Regions from separate parts of the Homo sapiens genome. Here all the other regions are linked to region 1. Evidence: read pairs that join two places in POLR2A ChIA-PET (ENCODE). Cell type or tissue: CD4-positive, alpha-beta T cell. All regions are shown on one strand.

Region 1 (2,500 bases):
TGATTATCGTAGGAGGAGTCCTCCACCTCGTCGCAGGTACTTGAGAGAAAGCTTGTTAAGAGGTATTGGTGTAATGGAGTAGCTAGTAGGAGCAGGTATTTCTCTTAAGTTTGTTGGTGGGTTTTAAACTTTGGAAGAATCGGAGGTTTCTGTGAAACATTTGTTGGGTGTAATTTGGGGTATGTGAGTTGTGCTGAGTGTTGGCTTTTGTCTTTAGGTCACTGTTCATGTTGGTAGTCAGTAACTTCTATCTTGGATCTGTCTTCTAGTTCATCTTTCTAGTTGCATCTTTCCAAATCTTCCCTTATACTTCAGTTTAGGCCTTTTTCCATTTCTTGGCTCCATAATGACAAACATTACATTCAACTCTAGCTCTTCACAAATTTGTGTTTTCTACTATTAGCACAATTGTAATATTTATCAAACAGGCAGCTGTTTTAATGTTACAACTGGTAAAGTAGAAATCATTCTGAGACTAACTTAAGTCACTGACCAATAAAGGGGGCTAAAAAAGAAGTAATCCCAGTCATCTGTTCTTCAATCCCAAATAGGAGAAAATTCAGTTTTTTTATAATTGAAAATGGCATCATTCTTGGACCAGGCAGTATTGTCTGGGTGCTAACTCCACATCTCCTCAGACCTCCAAAATAGTTTCTATAGGACTAAATTTACCTCTTACAGGTGAGTGGAGTCCTTCTAGGAGACAGGAGTTCAAAATCTTGCCCCTTTTGCTATTTTGAAAAACAACAGCACACTGTTGCCCATCATAATAAAGAGTATTTGTTAGCTAATAGATGGTTGTACTGATGGCTTGTTTTTCATTTTTTTTGTGCTTTTTGGTCCATCTATTAATAAAAATGAACCCCGTTACAGAGTCACCATCATGTCTCTTCTCACCACCCTCTGAATCTGCATTAGCCAGTCAACTAGCCCTTTCAGCGTCATGTGACCAGCGCGCCCCATTCAGCTTGGCTGGTGTCGTTTCACATGACCCAGGCTGGCCAGTCGTCAGGTTGCACCGCCCTTTGGTTCCCGAGCATGCTGTTTTCTCTCAGCCTTCTCTCCAACCTTAACCAAATCGGCAGCAGCCACCTCGACCGCCCACACATTCCTGGCCAATCAGCTCAGCTGTTTATTTACCAAATGTCTTCACAACAACTACAGCAGCAGCCTTCGGCTAACAAAAAAGCAGGAAAAATCCACAACACCCCCTTCGCCAACCAACTAAATCCAACGCAACATCTGGCAAAACCTTTTCAGCAAATTCTTCCTGGCCGTCAGTCCGGCAGCCTCACCTCACCATTTCTAGCTTGTTGAAACCCAAAACTAGTAAGTTTTTCCTGCTTATACAGTTTACTGCTGGTTAAAATAAGGAGTAAGCGGCTTAAAGTAATTCTTTTTTCTGGATCAAAGGCTGGCTGTGCATAATTGAATGGTAACGTACATATATATTGCTTGAAAAACTTTTAAGGGTGATAGGGAACTCGTAATGTAACTAGGCCTTCAAGTGAAACTTATTTGCATGTGCAAGATGCCAAACTAAAAATTTTAATATCTCTAACAGATTAGCTTTTCTGGCAAAAATTTGTTGAATCCTATCACCTTTAAATGGTTTTACTAACAGTTTCAAAATTTAAAATTTTGGGGTTGAAGTGTGGGCCAAGCTAAGGTAATTTTGGTAAGCCTAAACACACTCTTAAATGTGACGATCACAAATGCAGTTCTAATGTAGCACTTAATGGCATCAATATTTACACCTACCGCGTTTTCACAAAATTACACTATCCACCTGGTACCTAAGTCTTGTCATGGACTTACAGGTTTGCATGGGTTCCAAATACTGGTTTATGGTACTGTTTTTGGAACTACTTGTGGGACTATATTTTGGTGTGGTGTTTGGGTAGTGAAGTTAGTTTGACATGAAGTTTTGCATTGGACAGATCTGCTGTGAAGCATTCTTTGTTAAAGTGAATCCATGGTTGGAATACCTGCTTTTCACTTGAGCTTTTTGTTTCTTAATCCTTCTGTGCCTTTTTTTTCTTTTCTTTTTTTTCTTTTTTTTTTTTTTTTTTTTTTTTTGGACGATGGGTGCCAGTTCTTCGGCACATTCACTGGGCCCAACAGTGAGATTGAAAAGTTGGGAAATGCCTCACGCCATAAATACTAATTGATGATGAGCCTAATTTTCCTGTTTCTGCTTTTAGATCTCCAAGAAGGAGAAGCTTCTCTCGCAGCCGGAGCAGGTAAATGACTACCTTTTTTGGCTACGTTCTTAGAAATGGCAGTGTTTCTGCTATTCCTAAACTTTTCCAGGTGGCTTAGTTAATGGGAATAAACCTTGGCTTTAATAGTGAATCAAGTTGTAAGGATGAGTCAGCTTTCTTTGAGTTTTCAAAGGCTTTTTAGAAAGTATTTAATTTTTTAAAAAAGGATCTGTCACCCAGGCTGGAGTGCAGTGGTGTGATTATAGCTCACTGTAGCCTTTAACTCCTGGCCTTGG
Region 2 (2,500 bases), 95 kb before region 1:
AACTAGAGTCTGCCACTGGAGCTCGCTCGCATTTTACCACACTTTTTACCACACCATCTGTACCAGGTGTGCCCTTTCCAATCTAAGGACTGCCCCCTTCCCAAACCTTTGTTGTTTTCCACACCAGGGTGTCCTCCAACTCCAACCTCGTAAATCTGTACTCCAGTTTCTCCTTTTTTCTGTCTGGGTATTTCAAGTGTCAATGAAAATTGCTATCTGGAATAGCTCTGTTGGTTGTTAACAGTCATTTCAACTGAATGTGTTCTAACCTTATGATTTTGTGTCAGGGTTTTAGAAGAAATAAAGCAATTTAATTTCCTACTCACTTCTGTAAATTCAACCCTAAAAAATTAAACTGACCAAGATTGGATGCCTATGTGTCTATTACCTTTTATATCTGTAATTAACTTAAAGCTGACTCATATTAATCAGTTACTGGGGCCTAAGGTTATACAGGACGACATAACAATTTAAAACATTACAATATGATTTAAGCAGCCGAGGAATGAAGCTAAAGCCTCTACTTTTTTTAGTGATTCCCAATGGACTAAAAAGTAATAGGCTGAGTAGCAATTACATATGTTAGGCTTAACCTAGAGCAGTAAATTTATATTAACCATTAACGAATATCAATCTTCAGCTTGGTACTAGCTGAATGGGATCACTAACAAAAGGTCAAAGTAACACAGTTAATTAACATTTGGAAGACTGAGAGGTGGCTTCATTTTCTTCAAGTTATGAAAAGAGATAATATGAAGATGACCTTAATTTACACTTTCCCATTTCTACTGTATATAGTATAAAAAGGCAAGAACCTTAACCATAGCATCAGGGCCTTAAGTTTATTCAGATTTTCAAAAATGTTTTTAACTATTAAATGACATTTAACTGCAAATACGAAAATTGTGAAATTGCTTTCCTTATAGAACTATAGAAATGGTTCCTCTAATCATGACATGACCCTTGGGTACACATCAAAGAGCACAAAGCTTGTCTTGGAATATAAGGAACAATTCAAAACACTTAAGCTTTATCCCCAAAATACTTGTCAGCACAGTAGCCAAAGGTTAAATCCTGGCCTCCAAAAAAAAAAAAAAAAAAAAAAAAGAAAGAAAGAAAAGAAAGGAAAGAAAGAAAGAAAAGAAATCACAGATTCCTTACCTTCTGTTTCCAAAAAATAGATAAATATTAGTTTCCCAACAACGCAGGAGCTATTATTTAAGACATAACCTCTTCAGTGGAGGTTCTCCACATTCACTGCACAGTAGAATCACTCAGTCTTTTAAAAACCAGATACCCAGACTATATCCCAGACCAACTGAATCATAATTTCTGTGGGTGGAACCTGGACATCAACATGTTCTGAAGTTCCCCAAGTGATTTTGTTGTGCAACCAAGGTTAAAAACTACTCCTCTGTGGAGAGACATAATAGAAGCATCTGACCAAATTTGTTCCTGACACTCCCTAATCCTCAACAAGATAAACCATTTTTCAACCACATACAGAATTCAGAAGTTTAAAGAGTCGCAGAGTTCCCAAGGAAGGGAGACTATTTTGTAACTAACTGTACTAAACTGAAGATTTCCCAAGTAAATATTGTCTGAGGCCCCACTGATAGGTGGGCTTCAAATAAATCAAAACGAATGCAAGGCTTTCCTTTGACTCTTCCTTAAACCATCCCATAGGCTTCCATTTTCACATGTAACTGACATCCACCTATTAGTGACCTACTAAGAGTGTTATTAAAGGTACTCTAGAGAACTGTAAATCAGTATTTTACTAGGAATTCTGACTGAAACACAGTATTTGGTAAACTTGCCAAGTTACTACCATATATGTGGGCAAACGGAAGTGCTACCATTTCCAGACAATACATTTGCATGACCATCATTCCAAGTTAGTCAGTTTCCCATTGCTGCTACTCTGCTTTCTAATGACCAAATGTTAGTTTGGCTTTACCATCATCAATTTCATTTGCTATGGGTTTCTTGCAAAGCTTAAGAATGTAGTGATACGCATTTCTATTATCTGGCCAATAACTTTCCAGTAACTGGACACTGGAACATGTACACTGAACTTCAAACATGAACCAATTTATCAGCTATTGGCAAAAAATAAATTCTGCTTAGACAGCAATATTTCACTGGTAAATTTGTACTTCCAACATACTATCAAGGTAAACACGATGTTTCTTATTTTTCAGCCTGTAGGACATAATTTTATATAGGCACAAAGTCAAATGCATATAAAGTAATAAGCATTCCCTTTATATTTCTCTCCAATCTTTATAAGTAAGTTCTTTTTTACATCACAAAGTCAGAAAGTGTGAGGCAAATGAATTGAGGAGTCTTGACTTGCCCTTGCCCGAGTGGATCAAAATTTTTAAAAAGTTTGAGAATTGATGCCTGAAAACTCTAAGTAGGTATTTGTACTTAGTTCTGACAGATCTCCAGCTTAAATATAACCCCTTTACCACTATGAAAATGGAGAAAAGGTGGG
Region 3 (2,500 bases), 110 kb before region 1:
AACTACAAAGAAACAGGTACTAAAGAAAATTGTGATGCATTCCTGAACTGGGAGACATCAAATGATATGATTTTGGTTTCATTTTAGTATGCAATTTTCTAACTACCCCAATGAGAGTAGGAAACAGAATTTCTGTCAACAGGATCGACACTGAGCCAGTGTTGCCCAACATGTTTCTTAGGATTCATAAGCCTTAGAAAGACATTACCCATTCTGGCTGCATTTAGCTTCCTCTGCCTGCAGTTTCTACTCTAGCTGGTCTTTGCCCCTCCCTTCTGGACTCCTTGAGGTGCTTTTCCCTACCCAGAAAGGGGCTAACAAGTGGGGCATATGGGACTCCTCCAGCATACAACATCTCAGAGACAGAACCCTGCTCTGATGGACACAGGGCTGAACAATTCCATCTTTTTTTTTTTTTTTTTTTTTTTTGAGACGGAGTCTCGCTCTATCACCCAGGCTGGAGTGCAATGACACGATCTCAGCTCACTGCAACCTCCGCCTCCCAGGTTCAAGCGATTCTCCTGCCTCAGCCTGCTGAGTAGCTGAGACTACAGGCTCGTGCCACCATGCCCAGCTAATTTTTGTATTTTTAGTAAAGACGGGGTTTCACTATGTTAGCCAGGATGGTCTCAATCTTTCCTGACCTTGTGATCCCCCTGCCTCGGCCTCCCAAAGTCCTAGGATTACAGGTGTGAGACACCACACCCAGCCAACAATTCCATCTTATGAGCTCATGAGATTCCTCGTTGACTGCAGGCTGCGAAAAAATGGGGCTGGGCTGTAAAAGGCTGTACAAAAGGTCCACCAGATGACAGCACTTTTGTCAGGATGTGTGTGCCCTTGGCCTTACTGTGAGGGGAGGGCCCACTGCCCTGCAACACTGAGGTGGGTGGAAGAAGCACATGCAGTCGGGGCAAGAGAAGTCTCTTCATATGGACAGTGATTCAGGAGACTAGCTCCCTAAGAACAAAAGTCAGTCCCAGCTTCCCTGAGATGGAAAAGCACTTTGCATGAAGATGGTGATACAGTTTTGAAATTAACACTCGAAATTAGGCGTTGTAATGGTTTGTGGACAAAGGGGTTAAAAGCAGCCATCAGCACTCTGCCTCTAAGTTATATGCCACTATCTGCTTTAAATCACATCACAATCCCCTCTCAGCCTTTTTGCTAAGATCAAATGCAGTATCTGTTCTTATCAGTTTAATAAATCACACCACGTATTTCCACTACTGTTTTTACACAGTTTATTCAGAAGTTTAAAAGTTAAAATGTGGGCATTTTCCCCTGAAACAAATCATCCCCTGCCACTCCCCAACACAAAGACTCTCCCAACACCGCAGTTCCTTCTCTTTACCCAGGCTTACCACACATTCTTGCAAAACACACAGGAGTCAACACCCCAACTATTTGGTAATACAAAGAGACTACAAAGTCACACAAAAGAATCTCATTTACTTCCTTTTCACTAGCAGGCTATGAATGAAAGACTGAGAGGCAAACACATCACCTTCATCCAGAGTTGACACTTCCCTAACCTTTTTTCTTCCTCTAAGAGGTTAAAATCCAAAGTAGTTTCACTGACAACTGTAACTCTGATATTCCATTTTTCTCTTCTGAATGGCTAAGCTAGGACATACTTTCCTTTCAAAGCTGATCTTCAGAACCTCAAGACTGGCAGAAAGCAGGCTCCCAGCTGCAGCTCGGCCACAATACTTTGCAACAGGCAAAGTTCCCACATAGGTGCAAATGATGCTTTAAGAGTTATCAAAACTTTTTAAAAAATAATGCATTAATATGGAGCCTCCACATTTTTCTGACGAAATTCCTCTAAAGGTGGTGGCAGCTGTGAAACAGAAGGCACTTTGTGCTAAAATTCAGAGGGTCTCTCAAGAGAGAACGCCACAGCAGAGAGACCCAATCCGCCTAAGTTGCAGGCGACCCTTTAGGGTGGGGAGGAGTATCCCCCAGGAAGGCATCTGCAAAGGAAAAAATTGTAATCATGATTCCAAGGCAAAATGGCTAAAGTTGGGAGAGAAGAAATACCAAGAGAGAAGACAAAACATGGCTGTGCCAAGGACTGAGGAGTGAGCTTTACAAGGACTTGTCAGCTGGCTCTGTACTTCTATTGGGCTGGTTCCTTCACCATTTCCAAAGGGGTTCTGGAGACCTTGCAGGAACAGGAACAGCACCTTAGCCAAGAGGGTTCCAGGCCTCCTGCCTAGGCCTGGGCTCTCCTCGTTAGGTTCCCAGGAATAAATTGAGTTCCCATTGGCAGCACTTGCAGGTATTGCTAGTCCACGGCAAGATCTGTCTTAGGGATTTTCTGGTACAGCCGTGAAGAGAAAGTGAGGGTTTTCCACATAATCCGGGATTTCTTGGCAATGCCCAAAGACTTTCTGGGCCTTCTAAGAGCAACAGTGGATCAAGCTGGTAACCCCCATCAACACTCAGAAAAGCAGCATGGGTATTTTAGATGGGGGACAGGAGGAGATAAATCAAT

Evidence for each region. ChIA-PET counts read pairs that join two places held together with the same protein. Peaks named below come from ENCODE experiments on the same cell type or tissue, not always from the same donor. Only the 100,000 strongest peaks of a DNase experiment are listed, where the experiment ranks them.
Region 2: POLR2A ChIA-PET joins it to region 1 with 5 read pairs; 21 of 35 experiments call an interaction of 5 or more read pairs at or near these places.
Region 3: POLR2A ChIA-PET joins it to region 1 with 7 read pairs; 19 of 35 experiments call an interaction of 5 or more read pairs at or near these places.

The regions. Positions count from the first base shown.
Region 1 is chr6:36,598,948-36,601,447 of GRCh38, forward strand. It overlaps SRSF3 (serine and arginine rich splicing factor 3), which reads left to right. Exons shown (of 6, transcript NM_003017.5): 3 at 1-36; 4 at 2,205-2,243. Among named protein-coding and RNA genes, the nearest start is that of SRSF3, 5.8 kb to the left of the region's middle. RefSeq lists enhancers at 501-1,002, 1,003-1,502. In CD4-positive, alpha-beta T cell, no CTCF peak of the experiment used is centred here; a DNase peak (open chromatin) is centred at 984; H3K4me3 peaks cover 2,148 bases; H3K27ac peaks cover 2,131 bases.
Region 2 is chr6:36,503,816-36,506,315 of GRCh38, forward strand. The region is part of intron 9 of STK38 (serine/threonine kinase 38); the gene reads right to left. Among named protein-coding and RNA genes, the nearest start is that of STK38, 42 kb to the right of the region's middle. In CD4-positive, alpha-beta T cell, no CTCF peak of the experiment used is centred here; no DNase peak of the experiment used is centred here; H3K27ac peaks cover 584 bases.
Region 3 is chr6:36,492,662-36,495,161 of GRCh38, forward strand. It overlaps STK38 (serine/threonine kinase 38), which reads right to left. Exons shown (of 14, transcript NM_007271.4): 14 at 1,231-2,500. It also overlaps the pseudogene LOC124901558. Among named protein-coding and RNA genes, the nearest start is that of KCTD20, 51 kb to the left of the region's middle. In CD4-positive, alpha-beta T cell, no CTCF peak of the experiment used is centred here; a DNase peak (open chromatin) is centred at 1,370; H3K27ac peaks cover 58 bases.